3 separate regions of the Mus musculus genome follow, and regions 2 and 3 are each linked to region 1. The links are chromatin loops, found by intact Hi-C in ENCODE. Cell type or tissue: left cerebral cortex. All regions are shown on one strand. Links, peaks and the distances in the headings refer to the core of each region. The heading gives the core; the rest is flanking DNA. Region 1 overlaps Dtnb (dystrobrevin, beta). Region 2 has its middle 15 kb from the start of Dnmt3a. Region 3 holds the start of Dnmt3a (DNA methyltransferase 3A).

Region 1 (6,712 bases), core at 681-5,680:
AGTCAAGAGACTGTATGGCCAGGATTTAACAGGCTTAACTCCACAGACAGTAAAATTACCAGAGAGATAACAATGGATGTGGAACCCATGCCCTGGAGCGAAGGGGCATGAGCAGAAGAAAGTCGGGAATAAGAGCAGTTGGAGGAGGGCAGCAAACTGGAGTGTGTGCCTCATGGCAGCATCTTCATGTTTCTAAGACTTTTTTTTTTTTAAATTAAGAGATGCCAGGTGTAATGTTCTAGAAGTACTAAACTGAAAAGCAAGAAATAAAATAACCAGAATGACTAATATGAGAAACTAACCCTCAATAACTCATTGTCATATTCCCACCGTCCTTGACCATGGGAGAACATGAATATGCTAACATAGCCTTTCTTTAGATTACATAACATTATATGGAAAGAGGGAGTCCACCCCAACGGTAGGAAAGGCAATCACGGGATGCACTCCAGCTGGCCTTGGAGGCAGGCGATGCCCATGTTGTAAATGGCTTATGTAAGCTTCATCGTGGCAAAAGACCGCAGATGGCCAGGAATAGAAAAGCAGGGATCAGGCTGGAGAGATGGCTCAGCAGTTAAGAGCACGGACTGCTCTTCCAGAGGTCCTGAGTTCAATTCCCAGCAACCACATGGTGACTCATAACCATCTGTAATGGGATCTGATGCCCTCTTCCGGTTTGTCTGAAGACAGCTACAGTGTACTGATATACATAAAATAAATAAGTCTTAAAAGAATAATCATGTAAATTAAAAAAAAAGGAAAACAGGAATCACAGCTGAAAAAAAAACAAAATGTATTTTGCCAACAACCAGTTAATGGGCAAGATTCCCCAAAAGCCTGAAATCTTAATGGTACTTGAGCCATGGCTGACACCTTATGCCAGGTTCGAGGGGTCTGGAGGTGAGAATCCAGCCACACTCTACCTGGACTTGTGATGAAATCTGCAGTGCCTTTTCACGCAGCAACAGAATGCTCTAGTTTACAGGCTGTGCTCCTGGGTGTTGCCTGTGGCCTCTGCAAAATAGCAACCCTTTCCTACACTCTCAACAGAGTCCAGACTACACCTCAACAATGATTCACTTGTCTCCTGAATACACAAAGGGTGGAGACAATAGTCAGCAAACCAGCAGGAGCTAAGAGAGGTGGGGCTCTTCCAGGGGGCCAAGACTCAACTCACACAGAGGAAGAGAAGCAGCCTGCTGACTCAGGAGCTGCCCAGCTGGAGTGGGCTGAGAGCACAGCAGCACCAAGCTGGTGCCATGGACACAGCTGGCAGCTTTACTGCACCAACAATAGACACAGGGCAGCAGCCAAGGCAGGCACTGACTCAGTAGCTTCTGAGGGTACCTGGGCACAAAAAAAAAAAAAAAGAAAAAGAAAAAGACAAAGAAAAAAAAGCAGACTTTGTAGATTTTGTTTTACACTTCAAGTCTGTGCCCCATTTCCTATTTGTGGGAGTGCTATTTTATGCATTAAAAACTTGTATCCAGAGATGGGAGAGGCTAAGAGCACTTGTTGCTCTTGCAGAGGACCTAGGCTCACAACCATCCATAACTGATGTTTTATGGTATCTGACCCCCTCTTCTGAACACCATGGGCACTTGGCATGCAAATAGCACACATGCATATATGTAAGTACAGCACTCATATACATCTACAATTTATTCAGACACATCTCCATATCCAGGCTGAGCATGGTGGCACATGCTTTTAATTCTAGTAGAGCTAGGGGAATCACTGTGAATTTGAGGATACCCTGGTCTACATAGTGAGTTCCAGGACAGCCAGAGCTACATAGTGAGACCCTGTCTCAATGGTAAGTAGGTAGGTAGGAAGGAAGGTAGGTAGATAAATAATTTCCTATTTGATTTTGTGCTATTTGCAAAGTAGTAATTAAATATAACATAGATCCATTTGAAACTGGGAAAAGTATGACCAATAAGCATACTTTTTCCACCCTGAAGAGACTATCAGATTATCTTTTAGAATTTAAAAGGTACAAGGAAGCCGGGCGTGGTGGCGCACGCCTTTAATCCCAGCATTTGGGAGGCAGAGGCAGGCGGATTTCTGAGTTCGAGGCCAGCCTGGTCTACAGAGCGAGTTCCAGGACAGCCAGGACTACACAGAGAAACCCTGTCTCGAAAAAACCAAAAAAATAAAAAATAAAAAATAAATAAAAATAAAAGGTACAAGGAGATAGATGCTAGCAGTAATTCATGGCTTTAATCCCAGTACTCAGGCAGATTTCTGTGCATTCCAGAACAGCCAGGGCTACACAGAGAAGCCCTATCTCAAAGGAGGAAGGAAGGAAGGAAGGAAGGAAGGAAGGAAGGAAGGAAGGAAGGAAGGAAGGAAAATTGTTTCTGATAAATATGACTCCTTATATTAAAAATTTTTGTATCAATGCTTCAAAAATTATATGAGATTATCACTAATATTTTTAAAACAGTAATATTTGTTTAACATCTTGTTAAACAAAAACTACTTCCTTATTTATAGATTTTTTTTAAAGGGGATAAGACTGTTCAAAGGTGCAGTCTGCCATCTGCTGGCTAGAAAGATGAAATTTTCAGGTCACTTCCCCTAGTTATGTAACTAAAGATATTCTACTAAGAACCACATCTGTGGTCCAAGAATATTTTCATAAATTCTCCCATTCTTCCCCAACACCCTCACCGTCTGGAATACCAAGGTGGGAGTCAGTCAGACTGACCTTGGTAAAGTGAAAACTGGGGAAGGCAGAGATCTGAGTGGCAGACAGGGAGGCAGGGGATGAGAAGTTGGTTGTGTGTTTCTATACCCTAACTACATCTAACCCACAGTCTTGGCTGGCCTGTGGCTCACTATGTAGACTAGGCTTGCCTCTGCCTCTGTCTCTGCCTCTGCAGTGCTGTAAAGGACTCTTTATAAGTAAAATTCAGCCAAGCAGTGGTGATGCACACCTTTGATCCCAACACTCAGGAGGCAGAGGTAAGTGAATCTCTGAGTTCAGGGCCAGCCTGATCTACAAAGCAAGTTCCAGGACAGCCAAGGCTACATAAAGAAACCTTGTCTCAAAACAAAACAAAACAAAAAAACAATAAAACAAAACAAAAAGATAAAGAAAATTTAGCACAAAACCACGAACATCTCTCTGGTTCCATCAACTATAAGGAAAGCCCTGCTTGTTTGGAATGTCCTGTGTGTGGTATGCTGTGTTTCCAAAGCTCTCTCCTCCCATCTGGACTCACAGCAACTCCACCCTTCCATGCCCACTGTCCTGCTCCTAGGCTGAGATCCAGCCTAGAGGGTGTGGTAGACGGCAAGGGCAGGAAGCTCTGCCCAGTGTGTCTGCCTGCAAGATTTGGCCTCTAGATGCTCTGGCTTAGACAAAGTCTCCTAAAACACGGGTGCCAAGCACCAGGGGCAGCACATGAATAGGGCAGATGTTGCTGGACTCTTGCAAAACTTCAGCGTGGTGGGCCTTCCTGATAGCCTAGAGTGGCAGTGGACACGGGAATGAAGAAGCCTCCAGTCCTTCAAGCCACAAACATATTTCAATCATCCCAAGAAAGAGCCCAGAAAACATGGAGTTGAGAAAGACAATCCTAATACCAGCAGTTCTCAATCTATGGATTGCAACCCCTTTGCCAAACCTCTATCTCCAAAAATATTTACATTGTGATTCATAACAGTAGCAAAATTACAGTTACAGAGTAGGAACAAAAATGTTATGGTTGTGTGTGTGTGTGGGGGGGGAACCTGTATTTAAGGGTTCCACATTAGGAAGGTTGAGAACTGCTGGCCTACACATCCTGCCCAAATACCTGACACAAAGTCAGAAATACAGTCTGATGATTATGGTGTTTTGTCATTAAGGTTTTATTTTTGGTGGTTTATTGTGCAACTGAGTACCACCAAATGCTACAGCACCGCAGCTCTAACAGCAAAGTTACACAGGCATGAAGCAAGCATTTCAGAGGAGATAGCCTGAATGATCTACTTCCCTTGCAAGCCTGAATATAAACCTGAGAGTTACCCTCCATTCCTTGCTTCTAGGTGAAGGGGTGTCTGCCCTCACTCATTCCCCATCTTAGCCCGGGGCTCAGTGATGGAGATGGAAGGGAGCACGCCCAGCTTGTTCCTATTCTTTATTCCTGAGGTCTGCAGGTTCCACAGCAAGACCATGCTCTTCTGCTCCCCAGAACCATCAGCAGTCAGTATTTACCCTGCTAGACAGGCTAGCAGGTGTGTGTAGAAGGTGGTGTTCAATTCAGAGGCTAGCTGCAAGTGTGTGTGTATGTGGTGTGCAGTGTGTGGTGTGTATGCGGGGTGTGTGTGTATGTGAGTATGGTATGTATTGTGTATGCTGTGTGCATGTATTGTGCTCTCTGTGGTGTGTGGTATATGGTGTGTGCATGCACATGCTGTATAGTGTGTATAGTGTGTGTGTGTGTGTGTGTGTGTGTGTGTGTGTGTGTGTGTGTGTGTGTTTTGGACATGGAATGGGACTGATCTAAAGGAGAACTGTTTTCAGAAGTAGAGCTGGGCACACCAGTACAAGCCTTCAATCACAGCGTGAGGCTGAGGCAGGAGGGCGAGGCTATCCAGTGAAACCCTGCACAGAGGTAGAGAAAGTGCTAGACATAAATGTCCACTTCAAGAAATGTCTGCATTTGCTGTCACTCACTCTGTAGACCAGGCTGACCCCAAACTCAGAGAGACCCCCAGCCTCTGTCTCCTGAGTGCTGGGATTAAAGGCGCGTGCCAGTATGCGGGGGTGCCTTTCCTTCTTGGATTGACTTTAATTAAGCTTTTGTCCCTACCCTTTGTTCCTGTGCCAAATAATCCAAATATTATTATACATTAATTTAGCTTTAAATATATGCATTTAAATATATGTATTAAGTATAAGTCTATCTCAGACGCTCTCAAACTATAGATTCATGCCCAGTGGCCTATTCAATCACTCCAAATGGACACTACCTTAATGCAACATGGCTGAAACAGAACCCTTGAGCTGGACACTTACTCATGCCTTAAACACAGCATTCTGGAGGGTGGATCCCTGAGTTCTAGGCCAGCCTGGGGCACAGAAAGAGACCCTACCTCAAAAAAACCAGAACTGAACATTGGACGAGGTATTCACCACCCACAGCCTGCCCTTCTTTGGCCAATGGCAATTCTACCACTCAAGTGGTTTAGGACAGTCTTGGTGTGTCTTTCCCTTTTCCTTGGTCCCATTATGCAGATTTATAAGTTATCCTAATTCAGTCCCTTTTATATTTTCTAAGCTAGAAACTAAGATAACTCCCTGGTAAAATGCTTACCTGACATATGAAGCCTTGGGACAGACAGATACATGCATGCACACATGCGCACACACACATCTTTACCACCTCTATTGCTACCATATCATATCATATTTTGTTTAATTATAATAATTTTCATTGTCAACTTGATTTGATCAATAAATGACTAGGACATTAATGAGGCACACCTTTGGACATGTCTGCATTGCCAGAGAGAATTAAATAAGGGGTAGAGATGGGGGGGTGGGACAACAACTGACTCTGAATTTGGGAAACACCATTTTACAGGCCGGGGTCCCTCACTGAATAAAAGTGGGGAAAGAGAATGCTAGCTGAGTAAGCACATCTCTTTTTCTGTCTCCTATCCTATCAAGGCGCTTCCTACCACCATTTCCCTGCAGTGATGGACTAGACCCCTGAACCACAGACACAATAATAAAATCCTTGTTTGTAGGAACAGACCTGTAGGGGCTGGTCTGCTGAATTACGTTGCTACAACAAGGGAATTAACTGATACAATTAATATAATAATCTTTCACAAATAGTCTGTACGCTTCTCCTTTACTTACAGTGTTCACTTTCTGCCCAGCTTCCAGACTGAGCATGTAAAACATGAATGGAATTATGTCATGCTACCCCAAGTTCTACCCAGATTCCTCATTTTGCTCAGAAGACCTGACCATGGCCGAGCAGAGCCTGGCTCGTGTCCAGATCATGCTTCTCAGACTCGCTGGCTCCCTGGCTGTGCTGGCATCAGTCTTCGCTCCTCTCTTTCCAAACAAGGCCTGTCACTTCTGTACTCTAATCTCCTCCTCACCTCTATACTCCTGATTTTGCAGCTTCCTTTCTCGCAAGTCATAGGCAAACGGGCAGGGGCACTATCCATCCACGTACCCAGCCTCCTTCTGACCAAGGCTCTTGCGCGTCACCTTTGGAAATATTACCGTGGGTATCACAGATGAGGATAAAGACAATTAGGATGGAGGAAGCAGACCTGCTTTAAACTGCCTTGGCTAAGAGGTAATAACCTCTGGTGAAGACTGGCCACAGGTACCTAGTGATTGCAAGGAAGATGAATTATAGAAATGAGTTATCTGCCCAGGTAGGAAGGAAAGCACAGCTTAGTGAGCACTATGATCACACGTGTCCCGATATGCCCAACCCTCCCATAGCAGACACAGGAAGGTGTATAATCTATGTAGTCAATGCATCTCAGATGAGTCTACCTTCCTCTGACCATATGCAACTCCTAGTGATGCAATCTGAGACCTGAAAGGGGTACCTGCACCTTCTCCCACCCCCAAGATACAGTGGGGACAGAAAGAGGAACTGTGTGTTTGGTCTTTTTCTTTCTTTCTGGTTTTGGTTTCTTTTTTTAAACAAGTTTTCATGTATATCAGACTGGCCTCAAACTCATTTTT
Region 2 (6,712 bases), core at 538-5,537, 130 kb before region 1:
CAAGAATGGTGTTCCTGTTGGATTTCAGACCCTGGACAAGACCCTGGAGGTGCTGATTTAATATATCAAAGTGGACCTGTCCTCCAGGTTTCCCCAGCATCCCTCAGTAGTCTCTACTGTTCCAAGGCATGGCTGACATACCACATCCTCTCCCCTGAACTTTCCATCACAGGGATTGAGCTTCCTTTCCCTATATAATCTAGACCTGTCTCCTCTCTCTGCATTTCTCTCTCCCTATGTGTGTCACACCTGTTCGTTCTCTCTCTCTCTCTCTCTCTCTCTCTCTCTCTCTCTCTCTCCAGCCCCTCTCTGTTTCCCAGTCTGCATGGTGATTTCCCCATTCCTTGTGACCAGTGAACTTGCCCAAGAGCTGCCACCAAATAAATAGGCTTTTTTTTCTTTTCTTTCTTTCTTCCTTTCTTTCTTTCTTTCTTTCTTTCTTTCTTTCTTTCTTTTTTAAACTTTTAATTTGGCTTGAATTGGCTTATCATGTCACTGGAGAGAACCTATTTGTTCCTAATTGCTGAAAATTATGGAGATGTCGGGTCACCTGCTGGTGGACTGGAGCTGAGGGTCACTGTCTTATTGTTTTGTTTTGAGACAGAATCTCATTCTCTGGCCCAGCTTGGCCTTCAAACTCACTAGATTTCTCAGGCTAGCCTTGAGCTTGGATCAATGCTACTCAGCCTCCCAAGTTCTCGACCGTAGGCTGCTCTGCTTGACTTTAGGATGATGAAGACTGTGGGTCAACAGGCCTTGGGGTGAGGAGGAGACCCTGTGGTGTCTGCAGTCATAGGGTCCTGCGCCATGGGGTCCTGGAGGAGAAGAGGGTGCGCTGCTGAGACCCTCAGCGGGCTTTAAAGGAAGGAACATGAGCCAAGAAACTTGGACGTGGAAATCCAAGAATGTGAGCACGAAAGGTTAGAGAATTTAACTAAATTTCCCAGGCCCACACAGAAGCTTGACAGAGTAATAAACAGGACTGGGTGCCTAGCAAGGTCCTTTTCCCCACTCCAGAGTTCTCACCAGAGTTGTCTCAGGGTGGCCTAGACTCAAGGGCAGGCCTTTGCTTTAGGCGAATATGCACTTTCCTGAGGACTTGGCCTTCGCTGGCTGTAGTGATCTTGATAACTTTGCTATTGGGAGTTGGCCTTGCCTCTTAGGGCTGCTAGAGTTAAACAAAGGCACCTAGTGCCTGGGACTGTGCTCGGCTTGTAGACAGCCTTCGTCATATGCTACCAACTCTGCCATGATTCATGGACACACACTTTCTTTCTGCCCTGTCTCATAGAAGGCCAGAGGGATGAGGAGTCCTGATCCATCCCTGTCACACCAGCAGGCGGGCGGGCAGGCGGGTGGGCGGGCAGGCTAGCAACTGTGATGTCCATTCTAGGGATAATGCTAAAGCCCAAGGAGTTCTTGGTGGCAAGTCAGTGACAGAGCCAGGACCAGACCTCTTCCAACTGTGGCCTATGCCTACAGGAAATTCCCAGAGGACTCCAGATGGCCCTGGGCTCACAGCTCTGTTCCTTCTTGGGGAAGTCTAACCCAGCCTTCCCTTCCTCTATCTTCTTCCCCGTGGTATTCCAGGTACTTGGAATCTGAGCAGCACCTGGAAAACCTGCCTGCCCTGGGCACCCAGAGGCTCACTGGAGGCAAAATCATTCCACAAATGTAGAGTCAGAAACCAGGAGCTAAGGTCCCTGCAGCCCTAGGGAAAGAAAGAGCCAGGAACAGGCAGGTGAGAGGTGACACAGGAACTGCAAGGCAACCAAGGCTGGGTGTTAGGTAACACCAGGCCAGGAATAAGGAGCTTTCTATACTTCCCAGTGGAGCCCCCAGCACAGGCCTCTGGGGTTCAGAATCCAGAGAATTTGAGCCTCTAGCCCAAGAAGTGATGGAGTAGGGAGTCAGATGTCGTGGATCCTGGGTTTTCTGCTGGTTCTTCCAGGTCTAACTTGGGTACTCAAGGGGAGAGGCTGCTGTGGACCCTAGAACTATTCCCAGTAGCCTTAGGGAATGGTTTACCACCATCTACTGAGCTCCTACCCTGTGGGAATCTTGGAGCTGTGGTTGACATAATTAAGGTTGCCCCTAAGCAGGGACTATGTGCTCTATGGCTTCTCCCCTTGGCTAGGCAGGTCTCCCTGGAGTTTCCTAAGCCAATGCCACACCTACAGGGAGAGAGAAGCCTGGCCCTGGAGTTCTTCCCTAAACCCTGGTGAGCCAAGCCCTCCTCCACTTCTCAAGTAACATGCCCCTGTCTTTCTCTCCTACTCCATGACACTCTCCATCTGCCCCCCCCCCAAGAAAGACATGATTGGAAAAGAGTCTAAAGGAGTATTTTCCTTTGTGCAAAACAGATGTACAATATGCCACAGCTAAAACTCTTGGGGTTCCCGGGTGGCACCTATTCCAAAAAGGAACTTAGGGTTTGTCCCTCTTTGTAGGTACTCAATAAAGACACTTTTTCTGGCACTCTCCCACCTTACGGAGGTACACCCCACCACATCTGGACAAAGAAAGCTGGGGTGGAGGTTATTCTCCTGAGGGTCACTGAGTTATTCAAAGGAAACATTCATTTCTCCATTTAGGTTAAGAATCCGGGGCTGGTGAGATGGCTCAGTGGGTAAGAGCACCCGACTGCTCTTCCGAAGGTCAGGAGTTCAAATCCCAGCAACCACATGGTGGCTCACAACCATCGGTAATGAGATCTGACTCCCTCTTCTGGAGTGTCTGAGGACAGCTAAAGTGTACTTACATTAAATAAATAAATAAATCTTAAAAAAAAAAAAAAAGAATCGGGGGCAGAGTGAACCCTGGCTGTGTCAGTTCTGTGCTTGATGTAGTTCGAGGGTCTCCAGTCAGTCTCTCTAGGGGAGGAGCTGGCGATGTCTTGGCCGTCCCACCAGGGAAAAGGCTACCACCCCTCTCGACTCCAAGCCTCGTCCATCATGAGAAGCAAATGTTGGGACTGCATGCATGTGTCCCCACACCTGGCTTCAGGAGCCATTTTAAATGCTCCATCACTCCCACCGACATGATGAACGCTGCAAGTTAGAGGCCAGCCTATTTTAGACAGTGAATAAATGGCCAAGAAAAAAAAAAATAAGGCTTTCTGGAAAATAAGGCTTTCTGGTCACTTTTCTGAGCCAATTTTCCTTTAGCAAATCCTTGGGGGAGGGGAGGCACAAAACAAAACAAAAAACCTCGAGGGGATAGAGGATATAATTTACAACACAACTAGCTGAGCACCGAGGCTTGAAGGCGCTGGTGACAGCTCCTGGAGGCTCCGCCCGAAAAAATCCCGCAGCAAGCCACGCATCGGACTCGCACGGATTCACTTGGGCCCTGTACTCTCTGCGCAGACGCCGCACATTCGCTCCTCAACCTCCAGGTGGCGCTGGTGGAGGGGCGGAGCATACATTTGCCTGTCGCGGAGGAGGCGGGACATCAAAAAATTGGCTCCTAATTGGCTGGGCTCGGACTATGAAGGGACAAGCCCAGAGGACCTGTGGTAGGGGACGCGGTCATAAGGAGGAGCTGGCTTACTCCTAATGAAGAGAACGTTTGTGGTGTGCTTACTCCTCGGGGACAATCCTTTTTTTTTTTTTTTTTTTTTTTTAAATAATGGCAATTTGTTAAGACTATAAATAGCCAAGTTTCCCATTTGTCGTACGTTTATGAAAACCTCACGAACCAACAGACGAGAAAAATCCCTGGTGGGACCTATTTAAAAGAGATGCACTGTTTGTTTATTTTCGTGTAATATTTATTTGTACTCATTTATTTTGGAGACAGGCAATCCTTCTGCCTCAGTTTTCTCAGTGCTGAGATGACAGGTGGAAGCCATCATGCCTGGCTGTCGACGTTTTTATAAGACAACTGAGGTTTGGGGGTGAGTCCCAGGCGTTCCCCTTTCCGTCTTTCTCTCAGCCTCTGCCCAGTGTGTGAGCCAGGGAAGGTGTTTTCATGGGTGCTTTTCCACAGGTGATGGTTAGCGTCCACATTCTGACAATGCGATGGACACTGGCTGCAGTATGTTGATTGGTGCAGATCTGGCCCTGCCAGCCCTGTTCCACATGAGACAGAACTGGGGAGGAAGGGGATGTGACTGGTGTCTGGGAAGTGTGGGGTTCCACTGCTCTGGAGCACTGCGCCTAGGTTAGACCTGGGCCAGTGTAGATGGGCTGAGGTTAGATGAAGGTGATCCAGGGGTCTGGATTGGGAATGGATAGGTCAGAGGCACATACAGAGGAGAGAGCCTCGGGGTGCTCTGGGAAGCTGGGGAAAGGTATAAGTTCCGGGATATTTTCTTTTTTCTTTTTGTTGTTGTTGTTTTGTTTTTGTTTTTGTTTTTTTTCTAGACAGGGTTTCTCTGTATAGCCCTGGCTGTTCTGGAACTCAACTCTAGATATCAGACTGGCCTCGAACTCAGAAATCTGCTTGCCTCTGTCTCCCAAGTGCTGGGATTAAAGGCGAGTGTCACCACTGCCAGACTCTTGTTGTTTTCTTTTCTTTCTTCTTCTTCTTCTTCTTCTTCTTCTTCTTCTTCTTCTTCTTCTTCTTCTTCTTCTTCTTCTTCTTCTTCTTCTTCTTCTTCTTCTTCTTTTTTTTTTGAGACTGGGTTTCTCTGTTGTTTTCTTTTTTTAATATTTATTTATATATTTATTATGTAAGTACACTGTAGTGTGTCTTCAGACACTCCAGAAGAGAGCATCAGATTTTGTTACGGATGGTTGTGAGCCACCATGTGGTTGCTGGGATTTGAACTCAGGACCTTTGGAAGAGCAGTCAGCGCTCTTAACCACTGAGCCAACTCACCAGCCCCTCTCTGTTGTTTTCTTTTAAAGGAATTGTTCTTTGTACTTTGTCACACATTGGTGGGTGTATCATTTCATGAGTGCTAACAGGTAGAAATTTAATCTGCTTTATAATGTAAGTTATAGACATTATAAATATAGGTATCTGAAGAACCCCTAGTATGTCTTGGGAAGCTTGCTGGCTTCTGGAAGGCAGAGGAACTCATGGTACAAAGCCGCAGGGTCCCGGTGATCTGCAAGGGTGTCCTGAGAACAAAGCAAAACTCATGAGGGCAGAGCCAAGAGGACCGAGCCAGGCTGGCTGTTAGGCTCGTGATTATGACTTCTCATCCACATCCTGTCTTCAGTTTCTTTCTTTCTTTTTCCTTTTTCTTTCTTTCTTTGTTTTGTTTGTTTATTTTATTTATTTATTTATTTATTTATTTATTTTGAGATGGCCTCGACACTGTACTCCAGGCTGGCCTGAAATTCACTCTGTAGCTCAGGATGGCAGACAACTCTGGGTAATCCTTCTGCCTCAACCTTCCTAGTATGGGTTTTACAAGCATTTTCAACTCTAACGGACTCCCCCTCCCCCGACACACACACACACCTGCTCCCGGGTCTCTCCCTCCCTACCTTCCTCCCTCCCCCTTTCTGGCTGAGCCACCCCAATGGGTCATTTCAGGCCTGCCATTACTACAGGGGAGTAAAGGCCACATCTTCCATGACCACCACCCTCTGACCTATGCAAATTTTACACAAAACAGAATCACATGATCTGCATGTAGATTAAGGGTATGAGACTTTTGCCACTGGAACTCCCCAGCCTCAGCATTGGCAGCAGAAGGCATGCTGATGGTGGGCTCCAGGAGCAGCTGACTGGGGCAGTTATGTCTGACTCAGCAGCAGGCCTTCTCTGCCTCATCATAGAGGTGGCCCCAGTAAAAGGGCCGGATGCCTGTGGGTATAGATGTTTGCTGGTGAACTGATGTGGTCTGTTGACTCCTCAGCGGGTGGTCACCTCTGGACTGCTGCCTGGGGATGGTGAGGGAGGTTTTCTGTGTTGGAGGGTCTTGGAGGATGCAGCATGCCAATGGAGTACCTTGAGTACCTTGTCCCAGGACACATGGCCAACAACGTGTGTTTATAGAGGTGTGTATCCAAGAACAGCAAGGTGGTCTTTGTATGAATTGAAAGAGCAGCAGAGAGGAAAATACCTAATTAAAAAAAAAAGTAAAAAAAAAAAGAAAGAGCAGCAGAGCTAGTGTGATGTTTCCAGAAGAAAACTGTAAGTCTGCGTCATGTAAAATCTCTTGACAGTTCACCATTTGCAGCCCGTTGTTTTTGAAAAGGCCCTCCTGGTCTTTTGAGCCTCTTCATATTCTACTTTCATATGTAGACCCCAGTCACAAAGCAGTACCCACTTCTTTAGCCTAATGACTTGGGAAGCTGTGCGCTAAGCATTCCTCCCAGCAGCAGACAGCAGCAAGGCGATACCAACAGTATGGGGGTACTAGCACCCCACTTTCTGAAGGTTCACCATTGTCCTTTCTAGCCTCTGCCAACTACTTCTGTAGGCCATGTGTCCTTCCTAGTTTGTACAACCAGTGGTCAGGTAAAGGTCGGTACAGGTGGGGCAAGGCTTTTACTTTAGACAGCCTCCAGTGCTGGGCCAGCATCATCACATGACTCCAAGCCAGGCTCTGTTTTGTTGCCAATTCTTGGCCCGCTACTTTGGAGGAGTTGAAACAGAACTCTGTCTCTCCTTGAGCTCAAGCGGAGGGCTGAGCCACACGCTGCCTCTTGCTACACACTTGCAGTTTTTAAAGGGAATCTGAGAAGAGATGTATTTATTTGCTTAGTATGTGTTGTGGTTGGGTTGATTTTGTTTTGACACGTTGGTTCAA
Region 3 (6,712 bases), core at 954-5,953, 150 kb before region 1:
TTGAGGGAATCTGGGAAGTAACTTGGGTCTGGGGGCGTGGGGGTGGAGGAGAGCTGAACTCTCCAGGTGCTCTCTCAACGGAGGCCTACATGCAGGCAATAACCACTGGACTAACCAGCAACTGAAGGGCTAGGACAGAATGCATCCTAGGAGAGAGTAGGGAGCCTGTCTAGTAGCCTTCCTCATGGGCACCACTAATGTCGAATGAACGGAACACTCAGAAGAAGGCAGATCACCTTCAGTTCCTCCCACCCAGAGAGGCTGGACAAGGATCCTTCAGCTCCATCTTGTCCGTTGCTGGCTTGTGGGAAAGAATGGGGGACCGGGCATGGAACTGATGGTGAACTACCTTTAGGGACCCAGGGACATACAACAGCTTGGACTGGGGACAACCCTTGCAAGTTACCCACACACACATTTCCACACAGTACATTCAGGAGAGCACCAAGTGGAGAGGCTTCAGGGAAGCTGTGGTTTCCATCCTCTGCAGTCAGACCTGACAGATCAACACGTCATCTCTCCCCTCTCTGCCAAAGCCCACCCCTGGCAGCCCCTACCTTCTCCATGACCACTACCGTGGAGGGAAAACATACCACTCTAGCCCTATTCTGGGTCTGAAATTCCACCAGGAAAATCAGAGCCATAGAATTTCAAAGTTGGAATGGGCCTGCAAGCTGCATCCAACCCCCACCCCACAGAGGAATCCTGCCTGCAGACACCCTGACAAATGGCCATTGGCGGCCTCTCTTGGGCTCCTCCACTGTGGAAAGCAGACCTTGAGTCTAAAGGGAACACACCTTTCCTCAGGTTAGGCTCCTGGCGAACACCGGAGAGGCTGGGCCAAGTAACAAGAAAAAGTTTGGGCCACCAGGAGCACACGAATCAGGAGCTGCAGATCTGATGGGGGAAGGGTGCAAAGATAAAGCATGGAGGGGGGGGGGGAGGAGTGCGGGGGGGGGGGGGCTCTGAGAGGCAGCAGGGCCTAGAGAAGGAGGCCACAGGGAAGGGGGAGGAAGGTGCCAGACCTATGACATAAGTTGGCTTGGGGGCCCCTACCTGGACACACACACACACACACCACTCTTCGACAGAATTACCTGTCAATAACAGCTCCACAAGGGCCTTAATGGACCCCAGAGGCAGAGGGGACAAGTCAGCTTGCCCCCAAAGCCCACAGGAACTTACACAACCCAACTATCCAAAAGCAAGTGACTGCTCTAACTACCTGCAAATGGCCCCTGTCTGCACAGAGGATAGCCCAAAGAGGGTCTGCCAGGCTGCTGGGCTTTCCAAATCCCACAGGTCAGTCCTAACACCCCAGCAACGCAAGAATAGCTCCCCAGGCTGCAGCTGTCACATCTGCCTGGGAGGGAGGAGGCACAGTGGAGTAGCACCTGATCCCAGAATCCCTGCACAGCCTGCCCAGGAGGAGGTTCAGCCGCTGGCAGCTCAGGGTGAAACATGAAGACTGAACTGTCCCCGGGGATGCTGATGGCAGTCTCTGGGCACTGCAGTGAGGGGCAAGCTGGGTCACTCGGCCGAAGATACTCCTCCCCAAGGCTCCTGTCCCCTCTGGTTTGAGAGGGGGCAGTTATGCAGTCCCTAGCCCGCCCTTCCTCCCCAGCCCTACGCAGGTCAGAACTGCCCAGCTGGGTGCAAGACGCCATCTTAGGTCAAGGTGCAGCCACAGAAGGCTCCCCCTGGGAGCCCGGGAAGGGAGCTCTGAGAACCCAGTGGGAGCCTTCTCTCACCCAGGGTGTCCACACCTACTCAGCTGGCCTTGCAGGAAAAGAGGAGAGGAGGGGATGCAGAGACAGGGGGAGAGCAACTACTGAGTGGGGAGCGAAGGGAGAGGGTGCCCCCAAGAAGGCAGGCTCCAGGAAAGCAAAATGAAGTTTGGCAGCCATAGGGCTGCGGGCCCCGCGAAGAGGGGTTGGGGGAGGCTGGGGGCGGGCCCTGGACGCACGCCAGCTCGGTCCGCGCCAACGAGGGAGGGCAAGACGGCGTGGAGTAGGGAGTCCGGGTGAGGGCAGGACACGGACCGCGGCCGGAGCCGCTCGGAGGCTCGGGTGTCTCCTGAGGTGAGGGCAACATGGGGACTGAGACCCCCGATCCGCAGCCTCGGCGAGGCCTCGTCCTTCACTGTGCAGATGCGAAGCTTTCAAGGACACGTCTACACCGGCCCGGCGGGGGTGCGTGTGAGTGTATGCAAGGGGAGTCTGCCTCAGGGGGCGACCCCGGCATCCCCACCGGAGACATTTCCAGCCTTGCTGCTCCCGCCCCCGCACCTTCTAGTCCCCCGCGGCCCGGCCCGGGGATCCTCGCCCACTCCCGCCCCGCCCCCATACTGCGGCGCCGCCGCCGCCACCACCACCCCGCTCCCACGGCCCGCAGCGGGGGCAGGGAGGAGCCGGGCGCGACGCCCCCCCCTCCACGCCGTTCCGCCTGGCCTCCGCGGGAGCGTGCGCCCCCGAGCGGGCACGCTCCCCACGCGCGCGCCCCTCCCAGGCCCGCCGGCGCCCCGCACCCCCAAGCCACAGGTGGCCGCGGGAAGATCGCGACGCCGCGCTCCCCGGCGCGGGCCCCGGCCGCCCCTGGGCCCTGCCGGGGGCCTCCAGGGTCCCCCCCGCCGCGCGGAGCCTGCAGGCCCGGGGGAGGGGCGGGGCGGGCGCGGGGCCCGGGTCGTGCCAGGCTGCCATTTTCTGCCGTGGCCACGGCGCTCCCCGGCCGCCCGCGCCCCCTCCCCCTCCTCTCCCCTCCCGCCGCCCGATTCCCGGTCCCGTCCGCACTCCGCAGCGCACGGCCGCAGGCCCCGACCGGGCCCCCGGGCGGGGGCAGAGCCCGGAAGGCGGAGGCGGCGGGGCCCTGCGGCAGCGCGCGTCGGGCGGCGCGCAGGCCGGCGGAGGCCCCCCGCGGCATTGTACGGACTTGAACTTGAGCCCGGGCCGGGCGGGGGCGCCGAGGGGCGTCCGCGGCGGAGGCGGCGCGCAGAAGAGGAGCGGCGGGCGAGCGGCGGGGACATAAACAAACCCTCGGCCCGGGCGGTCCGCGCTCTCAGCACCGCGCGCCGAGTTGCGGGGTCCGAGCCGCGCTCCCCACCGCCTTGCTGTGCCCTCCCGCCCGCCCGCCCTCTCAGCTCCCGGGCCGCAGGCCGTGCTGGTTACCGTGTGGCCCGGCGGGTCGGGCGGCCCGGCTCGCCCTGCTGCCGCGGCGCCGCGTCCCGGCTCGTCCTCTGCTCGCGCCGCCGCCCGCGCCGCCTCCCGGCCCGCCCGCTGCCTGCCGCGCTCCCTCCCTCCGTCGCTGTCGCGCTCCCTCTCTCCGCCTCCTCCGCCGGGTCCCCCCCGCCCGCCTCTTCTCTCCGCCTTCCTCCTTCCCTCCCTCCGGCCGCCCGCCGCCCAGGCCTCCGCCCGCCGCTCGCCCCCCGTGGCCGCGCTGGCTCTGGCCCCGGCGCTGCGGAGCCGCCCGGGAGGCAACCCCGGGGGCCCCGGGGCGCCGCGGCGGGAGCTATCCGAGCCGCGGACGGTCCTAGCGCCCCCGGCGGGAGGAGCGGGTTCGGGACCCCGCCGCGCCCCGACTGCGGCGCTCCGGGCCGGGCACCCTGCCGGAGCTGCGATCTCGGCCGCCCTGTGCCCCTCGGGTGGTCCCCCGGCCGCAACCTCCCCACCTTGCGGCGCCCCTCTACCTGGCGCGGCTTCTGCGCTGGGTCCCCGCATCCAGCACTGGTCGTAGGGACAGCTGCCCCTCCTCTCCCGGGCCGGTGTCAAGTGCCTGCCCCCCCCCGTCCCCCCCCCTCGCCGCCCGCGGAGCCCCCGGCGGCCTTCGCCCTGCAGTTCTCCCGACCTCCACCAGAGCCCACTGCGCTTTGCGCGCCTCAGCACTGGGGCTGGGGACAGCAGCGCCTGCTCAGCCGCGTCGCCACCCACAGCCAGGTGCCGCGGTGGCCAGACGGCTGCACAGGGCCAAGGTCGGAGCGCCTGGCGCCTCGAGGCCATCCTAGAGCATCGAGCACCGCCACGGAGTGGGCTCCCTAGAAGGCAGTAAGCTTTCCGTACCTTGAGGTGTCCAAAAAGAGTTGGATGCCCTCAGGTGGGCTCTGGAAAGATCTGAAGAGGTGGAAGGTTGAACTAAATGACATTGAAGGCCTGCCTCTTCCAGCTGCAAGATTCTCTGCAGACGGGCACTAGACCTGGCTCCCTCAGTGTGGGGGTGCTCTCAGGGCTCCGGGTCTGTAGTGCTCACCTCTCCAGCTACCATCACTGGAGCTTGGCACTGAATCCCCTGACTCCCAGCCTCCTTGTCAGGCTCCTCCCTCCTGTCACTGGACAGCACCATCCATCCAGCCCTTCAGTGCCCCAGTGTCCTGAGTTGCATCTCCCACACCCACGGCACACTTATTTGCAGACCCTCAATGCTGAAGCAGGTTCCCATAGAACACGCCCCACCTAGAACACTTCACCCCATTTGAGGATCAAAGGGACAGTTGCCTAATTCATTGAAATACAGAACCACCCTTTCCTATTTGCAGGGCACATTTACACTTCAGTCTTCCCTACCCCAAAGCAACTGTCCTGACCTTTCCTAATAGCACTCAATATCGCACCCCCACCCTCCACTACTGGTGTTCATTTCTGCCACCCATAGTCTTTCACCTGGCCAGTTCTTAGGACTCGTCATGCCCTGTGAGGACAAGGACACCGTTTGCCTTCAATACAGCTCAGCACCTGTACATGCTACGTCCTCATAAATGTTGGTTGAATGACTGTATGAACTGCAGGCTTCCTGTATCCAAATCCATAGCCCTCCAAATGATGCTCCCAGCTTGACTAAGGACAAGACCATTTTAGAGAAAGGCCTCGACTTCAAGAGTTATATGGCACTACCTCTAAAGAGTAGCCACCAGCCACCAAACACTTCCATCTGTCGAGTGACTTGTACTGCTCCAACTTTTCAGTGAAGAAACCCATGCTTGGACTGGGGATGGAACTTGGTGGGAGAGCATTTGCCTGGTAACCTCCAAGTCTTGGGTTCAGGATTTAACACCACAAACAAAAAGCTCACCATGAGGCTGGAGAGACTGGCTCAGCAGTCCAAAGCACTGGCTGCTATTCCAGAGGACCTGGGTGTAGTTCTCAGCACCCACATGCCAGTTCACAACTGACTATTAACTTCAGATCCAGGGGATGTGGCAGGGATATGGTACACAGGAGCAAGAAAAACATGCTTATGCACAATTTTTAAAAGCCATCCAGGCTTAACCCTGAGTTGGGAAGTGGCAGAGCAAGAGTTAAGTCCAGGTTCATTTGACTCAGGTCAGCATATTACAGTGGGAAGAAGCCAAAACTGACCAAATGAGAGAGCCAAATGTAAGTCTGTATTCAGTACTGATGGTGCTGTCATGGGGAGCCATGACAGCATGGGATGTCTGTGATGCTCATGTAGTCAGGCCCACAGCAACTGTCAGGGGACTTGGGACCAGTGTGTAGCAGTTGCAGGGCGTCACCGTTGGCTCGAGACACCAACACTGCGTCTTTGGTCCAGCGAGGAAGCACATCAGTGCTGGGTGCTGCTGAGACGGGCTTGACCTTGAGGCTCTGTCACAGTTGGAATAAGAAGCATCCCTCTAGATAGGCTCACACATTAATGGGCAGGCCCTTTAAAGGGCTGGCCCTCTGCAGGTGGTGGGCTTTTGTTGTTGTTTTGTGGGGTTTGGTTTTGTTATTATTGTTGGGTTATTTTTGAGACAGAGTCTCTGTTATGTAGCCTTGGCTGTCCTGAAACTCATCTTGAGACTAGGCTGGTCTCAAACGCATAGAGATCCATCTGTCTCTGCCTCTCAGCGCTGGGACCAAAGGTGTGTGCCACCACACCCAGTGTTGTGGTACTGTTTTGAGAGGTTCTGGAAGCTGCGGGAAGTGGGGCCTGGCTGGGTGACCTAGGCCACTGAGTACCTTTTCTTGGGGGATATCCCTTGCCTCTCTCTGTCCCTTGCCCTGCTTCCTGACTGCTCCTCCAGCCCCCACCCCCACCATCTGCACCTGCCACCATAGTATTCTGCCTCACAGCCGGCCCCAGGAGCATGGCCCGGGACTAAACCCTCAGGAACTGTGAGCCCAAGGATGTATTTCCCCGATCAGACTGGTCTTGTGACATATTTTGTCACAAAAAGGGAAGCAGTGAGCACAGGCTTCTACACCCCCTACTTTGGTCCTAGACATTTTGGACAGAGGATGCAGCATCCATTCCAATAGAGAAGGTTATCCCCATGGTACCTACTCCCATATCTCAGTGCCATATCTCAGTGGCTTAAAAACACCAAGTTCTAGGGTGGTTTGGTGACTCTCCCAAAAGCCAAATGCAGTATCACCATGTATCTCTGAAATCCCAGCGTTAGGTATATATCTAAAAGGACAGAAAGCAAGCTGGGTGTGGAGGCATACGTCTGTAATCCCAGTTCTCGGGAGGCAGAGGCAGGAGGATGGCCAGGTCTACATGGTGAGGTTTGGGGTAGCTTGAGCTACATATGCAGACTCTGTCTCACACAAACAGGGTAAAAAGAGGGAGCTTGTAGAGTTTGTGCAACAACACTTCTAACTATTTGCAGTAGCCGCAAATGGGAGCAACCTGAATGTCCACCTACCAACAGATGAATGGATAACCATAATGTCTTACCATATATGCAGTGGCATATTACAGAGGCTTGAAAGGGAAGCAA

Evidence for each region. Peaks named below come from ENCODE experiments on the same cell type or tissue, not always from the same donor. Only the 100,000 strongest peaks of a DNase experiment are listed, where the experiment ranks them.
Region 2: a loop joins it to region 1, with 2.6 times the contacts of the local background. A loop is called at or near these places in 3 of 42 quality-filtered maps.
Region 3: it touches region 1 in a loop (2.6-fold over the local background); 3 of 42 quality-filtered maps call a loop at or near these places.

The regions. Positions count from the first base shown.
Region 1 is chr12:3,657,308-3,664,019 of GRCm38, reverse strand. All of the region lies in intron 8 of Dtnb (dystrobrevin, beta), which reads right to left. Among named protein-coding and RNA genes, the nearest start is that of Dtnb, 88 kb to the right of the region's middle. In left cerebral cortex, for the core only: a CTCF peak has its summit at 2,555 (motif pointing left); DNase peaks (open chromatin) are centred at 1,188 and 2,631; H3K27ac peaks cover 1,083 bases.
Region 2 is chr12:3,788,685-3,795,396 of GRCm38, reverse strand. No RefSeq gene overlaps it. Among named protein-coding and RNA genes, the nearest start is that of Dnmt3a, 15 kb to the left of the region's middle. In left cerebral cortex, for the core only: a CTCF peak has its summit at 3,373 (motif pointing right); DNase peaks (open chromatin) are centred at 3,408 and 3,956; H3K4me3 peaks cover 1,048 bases; H3K27ac peaks cover 1,245 bases.
Region 3 is chr12:3,803,573-3,810,284 of GRCm38, reverse strand. Dnmt3a (DNA methyltransferase 3A) reads right to left here and starts at 3,305. Exons shown (of 23, transcript NM_007872.4): 1 at 3,165-3,305. In left cerebral cortex, for the core only: CTCF peaks have their summits at 3,660 and 3,860; DNase peaks (open chromatin) are centred at 2,173, 3,311, 3,861, 4,246 and 2 more places; H3K4me3 peaks cover 3,317 bases; H3K27ac peaks cover 2,820 bases.